Linked DNA regions of Homo sapiens: region 2 is linked to region 1. The links are chromatin contacts, found by Hi-C or POLR2A ChIA-PET in ENCODE. All regions are on one chromosome and are shown on one strand. The core of a region is the stretch at or near the end of the contact, and the rest is flanking DNA. Distances in the headings are between cores, read along the strand shown. Region 1 holds the start of LINGO4 (leucine rich repeat and Ig domain containing 4). Region 2 holds the start of THEM5 (thioesterase superfamily member 5).

Region 1 (4,095 bases), core at 1,491-3,990:
TGCTTTGGAGCTGTGGCTGCATCCATTCCCTCTTCAGTCCTGGAATAGATGATGACATGGCCCTTTTTGGAAAGTGGCTTCAGATGACGGTGACCCTGGACTTCCTGGCCCTTCTTAGAGAGGAGAGAAATTGGTCTATCTGTCTCAGCATTGCCAATAAGTAGGGCACAGAACCAGGAAGAATTCTTGTGTGCCACCTCCCTGGGGCTTCCTGGAGCTTCTCTTTGGGGAATCTCTGCTTTCCTCCCTCTTCCAGCCCTGGATAACCAGCCAAGTGCTTACTGGCTCATGGAACCCTAGCCAAGCCTGATTTCTGTGGGGAAAAAGCTTATGGGAATGGGGCAGGGAACAGCAGGGAGGTACTGAGTCTTTCTGTATGGGGTTTCCTGATGTCTGTGAGATCCAGGAGGATCTCAGGTCCCTTCTCCCTGATACCTGCTCTTCCCAAGCTCTGCTCTGTCCCTCTCTGCTCACGCTTATTCTTTCACATTATGTACCCATAGTTTTGCTTAAGGCTCAGGGAGATCATGTCCTTGGCCCAGAGTTCCCTGTCCTGACTGGAGAGGTCCTCACCTTGACTAGCTCACCCAAGGCTGGGAAACATGCAGGCCTCAGCTCCACCCCCATGCTGAGCCCTCTTCCAGCCTGGCCCAGGGCCTGAGCCCTGGACTAACAAGATCCAATCTCCCCAAAATGCCTGTGTGGACAACTGCCAAGCTGTACATTAGCTGTGGCATAGGATGCAGGAGGCACTTGACTGGGAAGCTGGGAATCCCCTGCAAGAGCCCAGGGGCAACTGCTTCTCTACTGCAATTGAAGTTGGGGTGTGTGAGAGACCCAAAGGATGCCCAGGTTTTGAGTTCTGTTGCTTGGTCTTCAGTCTTGGGCTTCCCTCATATCCCTCCTTAATGGTGTTTGGATTCTGGTCCAGTGTGTGGATCTGAGGGAGAGCTCTTGTCCCTTTTGGCCTGAGCTGCCTGAGAAATTCCCAAGAGACAGATTGTGGACCAGGGAGCATAGATAAGTGAGGAGAGACAGCATCTGACCAAGTGCTGTAGGATGGGGAGGAAGGGAGCCGTTGGCTGGCACAGCAGGTATCTGGGCACAGACAGTGTGCAGAGCCTGTAGACTTATAGTCAGTTTCTGGGTACCAGGTTCCGGGAACCCTCAGGAAGATGGTGACTACAATGGCTGAGGTGACAGAGGAGAAGGGGCCCTCTAGGTGATGAGGGCCCCTGACTCATCCTGTTAGATGTCAACAGGGACCCCAAGGCAGAGGAAGTACTGGAATTGGCAAGGGATGGCTACAGAGATAGGAGCAAAAGCCCATGGATGCTCTCTGGGATACAGCGCGTCTGAGTCTCTGCTGAGCGGCAATCCTGATCACCTTTGGGCTTGTGGGCTTCAGGCTCTCTGGGCTCTACAGGGTCAGCTTTCTACTACATGCCCTGTTTTTTCTCATGTGGAACTTAGGAGAGGCAGTTTAAGAGATGGTCATTTCTTCCCCTTTCCTTCCCACTCTCCACCTCCTAGAAGGATCATTCTAGTGGCTATCCTACAGCCACTTGAGAGGATTGTCCTAGTTGGGAAACTAAAGAAAGAGGCCAAAAGAGCAGAGGGATGCAGAAAACTGGTGTGAGGCTTGGGGATGAAAAAGAATAACGTGGGGCAAAGACTGCAGAGCAGACTCTTCTCGCCCCAAACTGACCTAACAGGTCTCTGTGGCATGCCCAGAGCTCTCCCGGGAAAGATGGCCCAGCCTCCCTTGTTCTCCCTAGGCTTGTTCTGGGAAGTCCACCTGACAGCTAGCTCTTCATCACTACTGCTGCAGTTCCTGCCCATCCTCGCTCTGCATTCAGCAAAAGTGCAGTGAAGCATGTAACCCAGCTTTCTTCCTTCCTGCTCCTGTGAGTTTCCCCTGAGTCCGCTGGGCCAGGGGCTGAGGGAGCTGGAGCAACCTATTTTATTTCTAAGGTGGCTAATTTAATCACAAATTTCCCTTGCCAACCTCCATGGCTGCAGGACCGGCTTCCGGCCACTTTGCAGGAAGCGAGATGTCAGAACCACTTTTTTGTCCCTTCAGTGGGGTGGGGACATCACCAAGACATGACCCTTGAAGGCATCACCCCTCAAGGGTAGGGAGCCTTTTTCTTGTCTTTATGTGGCAGTCCAGAGACACTTTTGAACCTGGGTATCCTGTATCCTCTTTAAAGCACACCTGACTGACAAATGGGAACTGTGTGGGGAGAGGGTTCCTGGGGGAAAGATTTCTGGAAGATCCACACCGATTGTGGAGAAAAACCCTTCCAGAGGAAGGGGAAGCACTGGGGAGATGGAAGGGAGGTCTCCTTGGAGCCCTTCCACCCAGGGGTACTTGGGATATTTGAGTTTCCCCCTCAAAGTCCCATGGGGCCAGGATTAATTGTTAGCAGTGTGGGGGCCCAAACCCTCTTGCCTTGAGGGGCCTGTCTGGCCCCTAGTCTGGCCTGTCTCGGAGAATGTTATGGAAAAGGGCGGCTGCATCTTTGGGACAGAGAGTGGGGGCACTTACCGGAGAAGCTGGAAGGTGGCATCAAGTTTGGCACTGCATCTGTCCAGCGCTGGGGGCCCTGTCCCATTCGAGCTGCACCTCAGGCCCCTGCACCTTCCCTGTGTGCCTCAACCCCCGCTGCCTGGCTGCCCGGCTGCTGCCTGCCGCTGCTGCTGCTGCTGTTGCTGCTGCGGCCGCTGCTGCCAAGACTGAGGTGGAGAAAAGAGCCAGAAAGCATTTCTCCTTTTTTTTTTTCCTCTCTCTCTCTCTCTCTTTTTAAACCAGGCAAGAATGAGTCTGCAGCAACCCTGTTGGTGCAAAATAAATAAATAAAGCAACCAGGGAGGGCTGCAGCAAGCACCACTACAGGCTGGCAAGTGACAGGGGAGGGAGCCAGGAGGGAGGCTCTGGTGCCAGGGAGGGGTCATGCAATAGCAAGAACAGCAGGTTCTAGAGGATCTCTCTGACATCCTGATTCCCCCACTGGGGAGCTTGGGCCAGCCACCTTCCAGAGGACTGTCTTTTGGTCTCCCAGATGTGGAGCAATTCTGTGCAACCTCTAAATCTAAACGTTCCCCGTGGGTATCATTTATGGGAAGTTCTCAGTCTAGAGCATCTCCCGTGGGGCTCAGTTTGAGGCTCCTACAGTGGGGGTTCCTGAAGATTCGTTCACAGTCCTCACTGAGGGACTGCTCCACCTGGGGAGAAACTGCAGGGGTCGGGTGAGGGTGGGTTGGATCTGTATAATGCTGATGGATTGCTGAGCTGGAAACCTGAGTCTTGACCCAGGAATGAGACTGGAGAGCAGGCATGCAGGTAATCTAATTTAAGAATCTCCCCCACCCTCTGACACACACACTTCTTGCCTTTAAAATCATTTTATAAAGAATGGCACAAGTTGGGGTTTATGTTTACTCAGATGAACCCGTCCCCTTAGAGGACACAATCCCACCCCCAACCCCCCCAACTCCACGACTGCCCATCATTGCTGTTAATCCCTCAGGGGAGGGTTCACAGCTGTTTATGAAGCCAAGAGAGGTTCTGGGCAAGATCACAGCTGGGGAAACAGGCCCAGGCCCTGCTCCCTGGTGTCCTCCATGCTGGAGTCAGCGGTGCCCAATGACGGGGTGATGTGATCACATCTGCTTCCTTCTCCACAACAAGAGCAGGGCTGGCGGGCAGGCCAGGAAAGTCCTCCAGGATCTGATCTTGCCTTCCGACTGACCAGTGCGAGCGACTTCTGCTTCTCTTGGGTCTTCTAGTGGTAGAAGACAGCTGGAGCTGGGGTGGTATTTGGATCACCCCAGACCCAAGATCAGTGGACTGGAGCACCATGGAAATGTTTGGGAGGGTCCCTCAGGATTGGGACTTTCCCCTGAGGCCTCTAGGCTCCTCCAAGCTGTGGCCTCAAGGATAAGAGAGATTGTGTCAGGTTCATGTGTCTCTGGAACTGCATGATTGCTGTTGAGTCTGTATGTGTTTCACCTGTGTATGGATATGTGTCTCTGATCAGATTTGTGCCAGCCCCTAAAGTCTATCTTTAAAGTGCACATAAGAGGTTTGAG
Region 2 (3,850 bases), core at 480-2,979, 48 kb after region 1:
GGGGCAGGAGCTGGGCTGGCTGTCCTCCAGTGGGGACATGCTTGGCTGGGAGCGAAGGTGGGCCCACCAGGGTGTGCTGCTTCAGATGGGAGGAGGGGAGCTGGAGACCTGAGAGGACACCCGCCGCCTGTTGCCTGGGGCTGCAGCATCAGGGGTGGAGTTGGACAGCAGGAAGAACTCGCTGAGAACTGGAAGGCGGTCTGTGAAGTTGCTTCTCAGTCTTAGAACACAGGGAAGGGCGGCTGGGGTGTGTGTACTCATGGTCCTGTCCTTACCTGAGGAAACTGCCAGTCCAGATGGGAGCTTGAGTCCCCGGATGTGGTCTCTGTTGGACTTGAAGGAGGGCAGCTTGATCCAGCCGCTAGACTTAGTCTTCTCCAGAAATTCTTGGTACAGGCTCAGCATGTCCGAACACCAGCTGGCATTGGGAAGAGCATAATCCTTCAAGTCTGTCTTCTCTGGCAAGAATCTTGAGAACTGGGCAGGAAAAATCAGAATGACTAGACAGCATCCTGGAGGGGGGCTGCTGCCTGGGCTCGGGACCTCTAAACAGCTGTTCCTGGGTGCTGGGGCTTCTCAATCCCTTCTGCCAGAGTATCGATCCAAGGGAAAGGGCCCATATTCCTTGCAGGGGGGCTGCGGACCCCTATGGGTGACGGGGCATAAGGATGCTAAAGAGCAAGGGAAGGGCGGGCAGGGAGTGGGGCCAGAGATGATGGGCATGCTGCTCGATGTGGTGCCTTACCCTTGTTCTGCTTAAAACATGTGAGCAGTTCTTTAAAGTTGACAACTGCTCATATTAGCCTCACTGTACAGATGGGGAAACTGAGGGAATACGGCCAAGGTTGCCAAGCATGTGACTGTGAGAGCTGGTGGTCGCACTAGATGCTGTCTCCTCTGCAGGGCAGGGTCACAGTTGTTGAGGACCATTCTAGCAACCCCCACCTCAGGGGCTACTCCAGCTCTGCCCACTGCTGTGGGCCTGCCTGGGCAGGGTGGCTCCTTTGAAACACATTTGGGCCCCCACAGAGGTGTGGTGCCATGGCTGGGGCACAGACTATGTGCCCATCTGTGTGACGTAAGGAAGTCCTCTGTAGCGTCACCTGCTCATACACCAGTCACAACTGTAGACAGCATGTGAGCTGCTTGCCAATGCCACAGATGGGGTCCTCTGTCTGGGGATACCCCAGCTTTGCTGCAGTAGTCTGAGTCCCACAGGAGGAAAGTCATTTGTTGGTGGCCACACAAGACACAGAGCCAGATGCAGGTCTCCTGGTAGTTTTAGTTTTGAATGGGGGCAACTTGGTATCCCAGAGCACTTTCTCTTTGCCAAATCAAATAGCTCCTCCGAACACTGCCCACCTGCCCTGGCCATGGGCTGGGAAGAGGAGATTTGGGGTGCTCCTTAAGCCCTAGGCTCCTGGGAAAACACTGCCCATCTGGCTGAGCTGGGAACTCACCATGGAGTCTGTGGAGGATCCAAATGCTGAGGCAGGGTTGAGTCTGGGCAGGATACGGGGGGCCTCAAGAAGGCCTCTGTGGTGGCCAAGTCTTGCTGCCACCTGGAAGCATCTCCTTATCATGGCCAAGTGCAAGGATCCAGCCCTGCTTGGATGGAGGGTCTTGGCTGACTCCCAAGGAGTGCTTTCAGCTGCACTTGGGGCCGCTTCTCTCCCTTCTGTTGCAGGCTTTCTTTCAGAGAGCTAGGCGAGGCTGGGCTGGTGTGCTGCAACACCCACAGATGCTCGGCGCCTTTAGCTGGTCTAGGAGCCCCACCCAGTGCTTGGGGAGGGACAGATGCTGCTTGGGCATGAAAAGGCAGCAGGACTGGCTTGAGTTGCAAAAGGAGTAAACAAGTACATAAACAAATAGTATGGGGTATATAGAGCCTTGGAGAGCTGCCTGGGGGTTCTGAGGGAGAATCCAAGAATATTTCCAGAAGGATAAGGGAAGCCTGTCCCTTGATTGGAGGGTGCTGGTGGAGTGTTCTTGGTATGTGCTCTGCAGTGTATACCGGACTCTGAAAACTCTGGTATGATTTTGTGACTCAGAAAACCAACTCACAGGCCGGGTGCGGTGGCTCACGCCTGTAATCCCAGCACTTTGGGAGGCCGAGGCGGCGGATTACGAGGTTAGGAGATCGAGACCATCCTGGCTAACACGGTGAAACCCCGTCTCTACTAAAAAAAATACAAAAAATTAGCCGGGCGTGGTGGCGGGTGCCGGTAGTCCCAGCTACGCAGGGGGCTGAGGCAGGAGAATGGCGTGAACCTGGGAGGTGGAGCTTGCAGTGAGCTGAGATCTAGCCACCGCACTCCAGCCTGGGCGACTGAGCGAGACTCCGTCTCAAAAAAATAAAAATAAAAAAATAAAAAAAAAGAAAACCAACTCACAGCCTTAGACACCTCTTTTTTTTTTTTTTTTTTTTTTTTGGTGAGACGGAGTTTCAATCTTGTCGCCCAGGCTGGTGTGCAATGGCGTGATCTCGGCTCACTGCAACCTCCGCCTCCTGGGTTCAAGTGATTCTCCTGCCTCAGCCTCCTGAGTAGCTGGGATTACAGACACACACCACCACACCCAGCTAAATTTTGTATATTTTTTTTAGTAGAGATGGGGTTTTGCCATGTTAGCCAGGCTGGTCTTGAACTCCTGACCTCAGGTGACCTCCCAAAGTGCTGGGATTACAGGCGTGAGCCACCGCACCCGGCCAACACCTCTTCTTATATCCCGGACAAGGGTTAGCACAGGAGAGTTTCACCTGCTGGTCTCTGGCTGGGGATAGGAGTTGGAGGTGGGGGAGGGCTTGACAGGGAGGGCAGAAAATAATTTGGGAGGAAACAGCTTGGCAGGGATACTCTCATGTTTTGGGAACCCCGTGCCCAGGGAGTGGCTCATGTCAGCAGGCAGTGCTGGGAGTGAGGTGGGCGCGGCAGTGAGGCTTTGTTGAGTGGGAAGGGACACTCAGCCAACATCTGCAAGGCAGTGGGATTTGGTGGTGGTGTGTCTTCTATTGAATTTAAACTGCCAATTTTCAATTAAAAGTCTCAGTTTTAAATTGACTAAAATAAAAGCATGTTCTAAAGATCAGTCCTCGCGCAGTGGCTCAAGGCTGTAATCTCAGCATTTTGGGAGGCCGAGTGAGACCTTGTCTTAAAAAAAAAAAAATCAGAACTGTGCAAAGGTGGAATCATAACAGTGATGATGACGATAATAATAGTTGTGATGATTATGACATTTTGGCAGGTTCCAAAAGATGAAACTGATTTAATGCGGAAATTTAAAAGATTTGGTTCACCCTCTGTATTTGGTTGCCCTAGAAGAAGACTAGAATATAAATATTTCCCCTCACCTCCTGCAAAGGTTTGAATTAAACTTCCTCAAGGACTGGGGGAACCATTTTTTTTTGTTGTTGTTATTTTGTCAGAGTCTCACTCTTATTGCCCAGGAGTGCAGTGGCACCATCTCGGCTCACTGCAACCTCTGCCTCCCAGGCTCAAGCAATTCTCCTGCCTCAGCCTCCCAAGTAGCTGGGATTACAGGCGCTTGCTACTACGCCCGGCTAGTTTTTATATTTTTAGTAGAGACGGGGTTTCATCATGTTGGCCAGGCTGGTCTCAAACTCCTGGCCTTGGCTGATCTGCCTGCCTCAGCGTCCCAAAGTGCTGGGATTACAGGCATGAGGCACCACGCCCAGCTGGAAGTTTTTTTGGTTGATTCAGCCTCTGGGTCTAAGCAAAGATATTTGAGTTGGTTGCCATCCCCAGATAAGTGAGAATATCTGGCAGCACTCATTTTCAGCCCTGGGCCGCAGCCGTTGCTGTGAGGCAGAAATTAAAAAAAGATAGTAAGT

What was found. Hi-C counts contacts between places; a loop is a spot of excess contacts on that map. ChIA-PET counts read pairs that join two places held with the same protein, here RNA polymerase II (POLR2A).
Region 2: a loop to region 1 is called in a map of Caco-2, with 7 times the contacts of the local background. The contact joins the promoter of THEM5 here to the promoter of LINGO4 in region 1. A Hi-C loop is called at or near these places in 2 of 168 maps with a recorded cell type or tissue (Caco-2 and HAP-1). POLR2A ChIA-PET finds 5 or more read pairs at or near these places in 12 of 52 experiments (AG04450, CD4-positive, alpha-beta T cell, H1 and 7 more).

The regions. Positions count from the first base shown.
Region 1 is chr1:151,802,679-151,806,773 of GRCh38, forward strand. LINGO4 (leucine rich repeat and Ig domain containing 4) reads right to left here and starts at 2,741. Exons shown (of 2, transcript NM_001004432.4): 1 at 2,552-2,741; 2 at 1-39. The coding sequence starts at 26. RORC (RAR related orphan receptor C) reads right to left here. Exons shown (of 11, transcript NM_005060.4): 11 at 3,393-4,095.
Region 2 is chr1:151,851,983-151,855,832 of GRCh38, forward strand. It overlaps THEM5 (thioesterase superfamily member 5), which reads right to left and starts at 1,730. Exons shown (of 6, transcript NM_182578.4): 1 at 1,461-1,730; 2 at 276-477. The coding sequence starts at 1,583.